Linked DNA regions of Homo sapiens: region 1 is linked to region 2. A link is an interaction called in ENCODE POLR2A ChIA-PET data of the cell type or tissue named here. Cell type or tissue: Panc1. All regions are shown on one strand. Links, peaks and the distances in the headings refer to the core of each region. The heading gives the core; the rest is flanking DNA.

The links. ChIA-PET counts read pairs that join two places held together with the same protein. Peaks named below come from ENCODE experiments on the same cell type or tissue, not always from the same donor. Only the 100,000 strongest peaks of a DNase experiment are listed, where the experiment ranks them.
Region 1: POLR2A ChIA-PET joins it to region 2 with 6 read pairs; 2 of 35 experiments call an interaction of 5 or more read pairs at or near these places.

Annotation. Positions count from the first base shown.
Region 1 is chr10:34,306,843-34,311,240 of GRCh38, reverse strand. All of the region lies in intron 20 of PARD3 (par-3 family cell polarity regulator), which reads left to right. Among named protein-coding and RNA genes, the nearest start is that of LINC02629, 400 kb to the right of the region's middle. In Panc1, for the core only: no CTCF peak of the experiment used is centred there; no DNase peak of the experiment used is centred there.
Region 2 is chr10:33,230,641-33,235,038 of GRCh38, reverse strand. All of the region lies in intron 6 of NRP1 (neuropilin 1), which reads left to right. Among named protein-coding and RNA genes, the nearest start is that of NRP1, 100 kb to the left of the region's middle. In Panc1, for the core only: no CTCF peak of the experiment used is centred there; no DNase peak of the experiment used is centred there; H3K27ac peaks cover 3,625 bases.

The DNA of each region.
Region 1 (4,398 bases), core at 130-4,129, 1.1 Mb before region 2:
AAACCATCTGATAAAGGGTATTGTGGATTGGGTTGAGTGCCTGTGAGAAGGCTTGACCTCTGCTCTGACTTGAAAGCAGTTTGCAGTTCTACCCTCGCCCCCGCCCAAGTGAAAGCCCTCAGTTCTAGTAAGGAGACACACAGAAGAGTGTTTATTTGTCATGCTAGTTTTTTATGACTTGGACCTAATTGCCATGGGGATTAATGTGACCAGTTTCACATTGGTACATCAAGTGGCATCCTGTGCAATCTGCTGATGATTTAAGGAATACAGTTAAAGTAAGCACATAGAAAACAATGCTTCTCCAAATGAAACACAGTGAGATTTTACATAATTTTATTTGCTTTCTTGTTTGTCACCTGGACAAAGAACAGCTCTGTTTTGTGATTATACACCCTGGGAGGTTTCCTTGGAGTGAGTTCTGAATTTGTAAATCCTAAGGACTTAATGTATGCTTCTATTAATTTGAATTGAAACAGAGGTTCCCATTTTTAACACAGGAAAATAAATGTCCAACTGACCTGCTAGCAAAGACAAGTTCTAAGGTAGCTGATATCATATTCTTCAAGTATTCTTCTTTTCCTGGTTAGCAGTTTTAAATAGAGAACCTCTGACATCCACAGCGCCCAGGCTGAATGCAGAGGAAGCTGAGGAGGCACAAAGCATGACGGCTGGGCCTCTCTCAGACCTTTTCTGACATTCTTTAATGTTTCTTTTCCATAGACCTGTGGCATGAATATAGAATGCAGGTGTCAAGGATGACACCTACTTGATAGTCTCTCTAAAGCAAACCTTTTCGCAAAAGAAATTCTTGACAGTTCTGAGATGCTAAGTCAATTTCAATTCCAGGCTGTGTGGAAAATGGAATCTTTTTTCTGCAATTGATGTGAAAATTGAAGGCTACTGACTATTCACTTTCTAATAACACAGGGTAAATAAATACTATCGCACCATTGAAAAATGCACTTAGAAGACAAGCTCAGCTAATGATATTCACCACAACATATGTTGGAAATATTCCTTGTGAATGCTTTTACTTGTTACCATTAAGGTTCCATATTGTTTACATTAAATATAATAGATCAAGTACATGTTACTCCTAAATGTACTTGTATCAAGCCACAAATTAGTATATAAAGGTAATTGTTTTGTCCTGACAATCTTTTAAAGAATTCACTGGGGGATCTCTTTCCTAATTGAGCGTTGAATGGTTTTCTTCTGACCTATGTTTAATAATAGCCAATTTAGAAGCAAAAGACTAAAATCAGATTAAATTTTGGATCATAGTGAAATAACCAGGTCTCCTATTAACCTCTCTGCTTGCAGTTTTTTTTTTTTTTTTTTGGATGGTTGATCCTTTTCCCCACTTGCATCTCATGCTTTAAGCCAAGAGCCAAACCATTCTGGTCCTCTCTTGCCTCCTGCAAGCAATTCATAATTCTTTCTGCATCATCCATGACTACTCTTTTCTTCTTGGGGGGGCGGGGGGGTGGGGGAGATGGTTGAACCTCTGCCCCCACCTCCATCCCATGCTGTAAGCCAAGGCCAAGCTCCCAAAAAACCATTCTGGTCCTCTCTTCCCTCTTGCAGGACATTGCCCCAACAATGTTTAATTATTTCTTCTCTCTTCTAAATCCATCTGATCCATCTGTGTCTGCCTTTTTTTTTTTTTTTTTTTTTTTTTTTTTTTTTGGAGACAGGGTCTTGCTCAGCAGGAGTACAGTGGTGCAATCATGCCTCACTGCACCTTGAACTGCTGGGCTCAAGTGATGCTCCCACCTCAGCCTTCCCAGTAGCTGGGACTACAGGCGTGCACCACTGTGCCTACTACTTTTTAAATTTTATATAGAGGTGGGATCTCACTTTGTTGACCAGGTTGGTCTCAAACTTCTGGCCTCAAGCAATCCTCTGGCCTCTGCCTCCCAGCATGCTGAGATGAGGCATGAGCCACTGCCCCTGGCATTGCTCTTCTCTCTACAGGATCATTCACATTGTTTTGCACCATGCTGTTACCTCCTCCATCTTAGAGAAAATTCTCTCTTAGCCCTACTTACTCTCCAACTACGATCTCATGTCCTCTTGCCCACCACAGCAGACCCTTTGATATATTTGCTGTCTCTTTTTTCCGATTCTCTCTTGAACTTGCTTCAATGAATCCTTCACCCCTTCCACTCAGCAAATCCTGTTCTCGTCCAGGTCACCAGTTCCTCTTCCTTGGGAAGTCGGGGTCCATTTTCATCCCTCATCGTGGTCCACTGGCAGTACCCAGCATGTTAATCATGGCTCTCCTTTGAGACCAACTTTGCCAGCTTTCCCTCCTCCTCCCTGGCCTACCCTGTCTTGTCTCCTTTGCTAATTCTGTGCCATACTCTGTCCTCCAGGTCTTGTGCCCCAGGTGCTCAGTCCGAAGTCCTTTTGTTTTCTCTTTTTGGTAACACAGAATTTTGATATTCTCAGGAAACAGCCTTTGTGATCCAAATACAGCCTATAGGCAGATGACTCTCAAATTCACCTCTCCTGCCTGGACATTTTCTTGGAACTCTTCATTTGTAGTTTAACCATCTTCTTGACACATTCACTTGGAGATCAACCAGACACTTGAAACTTCACACGCTCCCAACTCACTGCTGGATTCCCCCTCCCCGCAAACTGCTCCCGCGAGCCTTCCCTTTCTCAGATAATGGCAGTTCTGTCTTCTCAGTTGGTTAGATCCAAAGCTTTGGAGTGATCCTTGACACCTGATTTTCCCTTATGCCCCACAAGCAGTTTAAGAATGTATAAAAGCAAAAGTCCATTAGCTCTGTTTTTGGTACACATCTGCAATCCTACTTTTCAGCCCCCAGTGCCGCTGTTACTGTGCCCCAGTGGTCCAAGCTCTGTGTGCCCTCTTCCTGGCTTAGGCAGTAGCCCTCTCACTGTGCTCCCTGCCTCAACCCCTGCTTCCTGCAGTTTATTCTCACCACCACATCCAGAAGTCACTTTTCCCTCCTCTGTTCAACCCCCAGTAGCCTTCGGCACCACTCAGAGCAAAAACCAAATCCTTAGGGCCCTACAGAACTTGGTCCCCCACCCCAGCCTCTTTGACCTTGTCCCTACCGCTCTTTCCTTCAGTAACTTTACTCTTCCCTGAACCTACCGGGTCCACTAGAGCCTTTTCCCTTGATCCTGCCTCTACCTGGAATAGCCTTTTCTCAGGTATTCCTAGGTTCACTCTTGTACCTTTAACATCTTTATTCAAGAGTCAGCTTTTTAGAGGGTCTAGCCAAAATTGCAAACTCTGCTCCCTCTCACCCTGACACTTTTCTAACCCACTTTTTGGCATCATTTTTCACATTTGCACTCCTACCTGAGCTATGATAGATCCCACTCATTTGATGTAAATATACATTGACATTGACAGAGAATGTTAACCCATTTTTCCCCTGCTGTATCCCTGGCAGACTGCATGATGCGTCCATCATCAGTGCCCAGTAAGTGTAACAGATGCCCATTGCCAAACCCCTTCAGTGGCCATTCTCTGCCTCTGTGTCTGAGGCCTCTCTGAAGTCTTGGAAGGCAGCTCTGTGTTTCCATCTGTGCCTGCTGGATGTGCCCAGGAATAACACCTTGGAGCAGCCTTCAACGCCAGTGTAAATGTACCCCAGTCTCCATGGCCCTTGGGTTTATAGCACTAAGTCATAAGGTCTGCACTCTTCACCCTCAGACCAGGAGCTTGTTGGAAATGTGGAATCCCAGGCCCTGCCCACATCTGCTGACATTAGAATGTGCAGCTTAACAACCCTGGGGATTCCTGTGTGCATTTCAGGTCGAGAGGCAGCAGCCCCTACCCTGCTCCCAGAGTTTGCCTGTGGGGTTGTGTTCCCCATACCCACAGTTTCACAGGCTCGGTAACATCCCTTTGTGACAGCCTTTCCTCCCCACTGTGGCATCTCCACTTCTCTCCCAAGTGTTTCTTCCCTTAAACCACTGTCCTGAATCCTTGTCCCAGGGTCTGCTTGTGATTAAATCCAGACTAAAACAGTGTTGAGTGAATGAATAAATAAAACTTTTGAGCCGGGTGCGGTGGCTCACGCCTGTAATCCCAGCACTTTGGGAGGCCGAGGTGGGCGGATCACGAGTTCAGGAGATCGAGACCATCCTGGCTAACATGGTGAAACCCCGTCTCTACTAAAGATACAAAAAAAAAATTAGCCGGGCGTGGTGGCGGGTGCCTGTAGTCCCAGCTACTTGGGAGGCTGAGGCAGGAGAATGGTGTGAACCCAGGAGGCGGAGCTTGCAGTGAGCCAAGATGGCGTCACTGCACTCCAGTGTGGGGGACAGAACGAGACTCCGTCTCAAAAAAAAAAAATACTTTTGGAATCAGCGGTGAATAGTGTATGCTGGAAACTTCTGTTGGGG
Region 2 (4,398 bases), core at 303-4,302:
TATCTCCTTTCATCTGCCAAAAAAGACGGAGGTCAGCCCTTGTGTGGGGCCTTCATTTTTCTTACTCATTTTCTTGTTGTTCTTTTGCTGTGACTGCAGTGGCAGTCAGGGAAGCCAGCCCTTCCACTGCCCCTGTGCTGTTGCAGCCTTATCTCATGTTATTCTAACTGGCTGGATCAAGTCTTCTGGTAGGAAAATTCATCTGTTCATTCACTTGGGACTGTTTTACTATGAGCAAAGGTTTTATTTGTTTCCACCCAGGAAAATGCTCTCCTTTAATTTAACTATGGAAAAAGGCATTAATTCAGGCAATTAAGACTAAAAGAAAATTCGTGAGATTTTTCCTGCCTTGCGCTGTTCTTCTACTTGGGTATTTTTATTCTTTACCCTAATTTTAAAGTGTTCAATTGTTATCCTTTGCTCAAAATGTTTCGTTGCTACCATTTTGTTTTTCGACAGCATGAATAAATTATTTGCAAAGTTTTGTTTTTCAGTGGCCAGTGCTAACTTTAAACTAATAGTCAACACAATCAGAAATCATTTCATATTCCTTATAATTATATAAAATAATGAATCTCCAAAAAGAAAAGCTATTGGATTTAATTATTATTACTGAGAAATTATAAACTATCTTTCTAATCATTATGGTTATAAAATATGAATTGGGGAATAGCATAGGTGTAGCAGCTCATACACGGGCCACCAGTCTTCTCTGGGGTATAAGTCCTGGGTCAAACACTGGTAAGTTATGTGACTCTGAGAAAGGTACATATCACTTTGTTCCTCTGTTTCTTTGTCCATAAAATGTCCCTTGTATGATTGTTGTGAGAATTGAAAGAGACACTGTACATAAATTTAACCCTTCATAAAATGCCTAACACGTAGAGGTTGCACTATGAATTTCCGGTTATTAATGGTAATTTTAGCCTTAGCCATCAGCATTTTTTCTAGGTAATACCACCATAGGGACACAACACAGAAAGAGATAGGGAGCTATGTCACTAACTCTAAAGCGACTGCATTCAGATTCATAACAGTAAGAAGTCCAGGATCCTAAGTTAATGAGCACAATGGTCAGGTACTGTGAGTTAAGCCCACAGAGCCTAGAATAGCATTGATGTTCACAGGCCCAGGCTCTGTAAAAAACATGTGTTTTATCTAAGGAAATGAGACAATTGCTTAAAAATATTTTCTTTAGCTTGTAGTGTCAAGTGATGAATTAAACAGCTCTTTGAGTCATCAGAGATGCCCCAAAGAAAATCCGACAGTCTCCCCCTCAAAAAATATTTTCCTGTTTTTAATCAGACCTCAGCTCTTTGTCCTCTATTTTTTCAGGCCATTGTATTGACCTGCCTTGGGAGTGTTAAAAGCTGGTAAACGCTCCCTTGCCAATGCTAGCTCAATGGGCAGTAATTTATTGAGTAAGACAGATTTTCATTTTAGAAATGAGGCTTTCCACGTTATGACATTACCAATATTGGTTGGTTATGTATTATTATAGAAAGCAGTGATATTCATTTCATGGCTGGAAGGCTGCGTGCTGGTGTTTAACCAGCAGTTTGCAAAGATTTGCTACATGATTTACTACACATGCTGCTTTGTCCTCAAGTGATTCCTGGTAAAATGTGTGCTTCTCCTTGCTTCTCTTTGTCTGGGGAATGTGTTTCCTGTCATTACTAAGACAATACCATGGCCATATGGTGCATGTGGATGGTTCCTGTAGATATCTTACAACAAAGAGTAAGTTGGGAGCATGGTAGAACCCAGTGCCGTGGGGAGGTGGGAGTTCGCCACCCAGGAACTGCAAACATCGCCCCTTCACCCCTAGAAGTGGTGAGGAAAACTGTTTTCCTCTACTCACACAATTTTCCCCACCCAGAAGGAAAGGCTTGGGGTTTCCTCTTCTGTATCTGCTAACAAGATCTTCTCATTGTGAGTGGAGCACAGTGTGAAAGTAAGTTGTGGGTAGACTTTCCACCACCAGTGTTAGAATTTCATATCCATATTGGAAACAGGGTATTGTGTTGGGTCACATTTCTAATCATTATAGTGCCAACGGCGCTATGTATTATAACTTAGAAAGTGGTCACCAGCTGGGCACGGTGGCTCATGCCTGTAATCCCAGCATTTTGGGAGGCCAAGGCGGGCAGATCACTTGAGGTCAGGAGTTCAAGACCAGCCTGGCCAACATGGTGAAACCCCATCTCTACTAAAAAAAAAATACAAAAATTAGCTGGGCGTGAGAGCGGGGGCCTACAATCCCAACTACTCTGAAGGCTGAGGCAGGAGAATTGCTTGAACCTGGGAGGTGGAGGTTGCAGTTAGCTGAGATCTCGCCATTGCACTCTAGCCAGGGGACAGACTGAGACTCTGTCTCAAAAAAAAAAAAAAAAAAAAAAAGGAAAAGAAAAAGAAAGCGGCCACTAGAACTCAAAAGGAGTTTGATAAAGTTCTGTAAAATAGCCTACATGCCATCGATAAATACCAGATGTTTATGTTTGTCACACACACAGAGGGAAATGTTCAACAATTTCAGTGAATGCATTTGATGTTCCATTCCATCCCTGCCCACCGCCATCATCACACCCCCTCACCATCACCCTTAATGTTAAACAGAAGTATATCCAACTCAGATGTGAAATCACATCCATCTTCTAATTAAAAATAAAGCAGCTGTGAAATAATGATATTCTTTCAAAATAAGAAAATGGTGATTAGAGCAGAGCTGATTGGGTTGAGGGAAAGCAGGTTACTTAATTATGGTTATTGTGTGTCTGAATTTTTATGGAAAGAAAGGAAGTATTGTTTAGGACGATGAACCCTCCAAAACATAGAGGGGTGGCATTGTGTAGAAGTACTCTGGGTTGTGTCTTTGTCTTTTCAGCTGCTTGTCTTGGGTCACCAGTCTTGCCTATTAGCATGTGACGTTGATGAGAACTTAGCATGATTCAAAAAGCTAAGCCACCAAGACGATGGGTAGTGTTTGATTTGGAGTGGGTTTTATGACTACTGATCATTTCAACTTCAAAACAACCAGAGCTCATATTCTTTAGAGAGCAATACATTTTTTTTGACAAGTAATGTCAATAGTGGTGAGGGAAACATAATAGGTTGTTTAGTGTCCATGATTTCATTCATTTATTTTTTCCTGCTTATCTCTGCAATTCCTGCTCCTCCTCGTCCCTGGAACAGTCTTTTCCTTTGTGTCCACTCACAAGCTCCTACTGTTTATCCCCCATAGCCATCTTGAGCATAGAAATCAGCTCCCCTCACCTCCAGTTCTCTGTTAAATTGTTTACCTTTTCCTTGATGCTGCATGATACCTGTCTGTACGGTAGTCATGGGTTCGCGTTTTGCACACTCTTACTGCTCTTTATATCCTAACAACTTAATATAGAACTTAGCAGATAAGCAGTATTAAATGCCCGCTGATAATGTTAATCCAGTTGAGTAAGATCCAATACCTAAATATTCACAGCCACTAAAAATTATGATGTAGAAAAAATAGTGGCACTAGAACGTCTATAAAACTCCATTATAAAGCCAGTTATCAGGCATAGAGGTAATATGACCTTATTTTTCAAAGTAAAAACATGCATACAAATATTCACAGGTACTTTGCATGGGAAAAGAAACTCTGCAAGGCTATGATTGGTAATTATTTCCTAATGATGGTCTTAGGGAGACTTAATTTTCTTCTATCATCTTTACTGCATTTTATGAATTTTCAGTAGGCATTTATTAGTTTTTCTGCAGGGAAAAACAGATGCTTTTCAAAGGAAATCCACACAACAATCTAGAAGGAGGTACAGCAAAAACAGAATGATGAATTCAGTGATGGGGACATGAGCTATAAAGGGGTTTAGCCTACTAGGCCAAAAAGAGGAAAAAGTCATTTCCAGTCAAAAAACAGACAGAGGTTGTTTTAGGGCAAAGGAACTTTGTATGTCAAGACATGCAGCTAGAAAAGGCTTATATTCTGTTACAAGCAACGAATATTATAATATGGCTGGGTGATACAGTTGGAAAGAGAGAGGTGTAGCAGGAGGCTAAAAAGGTAGATTGAAGCCAATGTCATGACTAGCAGAGACATCTACACCAGTGAGAAAGGCTTGTAAGGGAAGGAGAAAACTTTTCATCTACTCTTTAAGGTGTTGCAACTGGGGCCTGCAAATTAAACTGACAAAAGACAGATTAACAGGAAAAAAGGCATTAATATTTTAAATTTTACATGCACAGAAGCCTTACAGAAAAGAAATGAAAAACCAAAGAAATAGATTCAGATGCTTATACACCATTTTCACAATGGGTGATAAGTTGTGGATAAGTGACTTGAGAAAAGAAAGAGGGTTTGGGCTTCTAGGGCGGATAAGTTGTAGGAAAGTGACTAGGAGATAC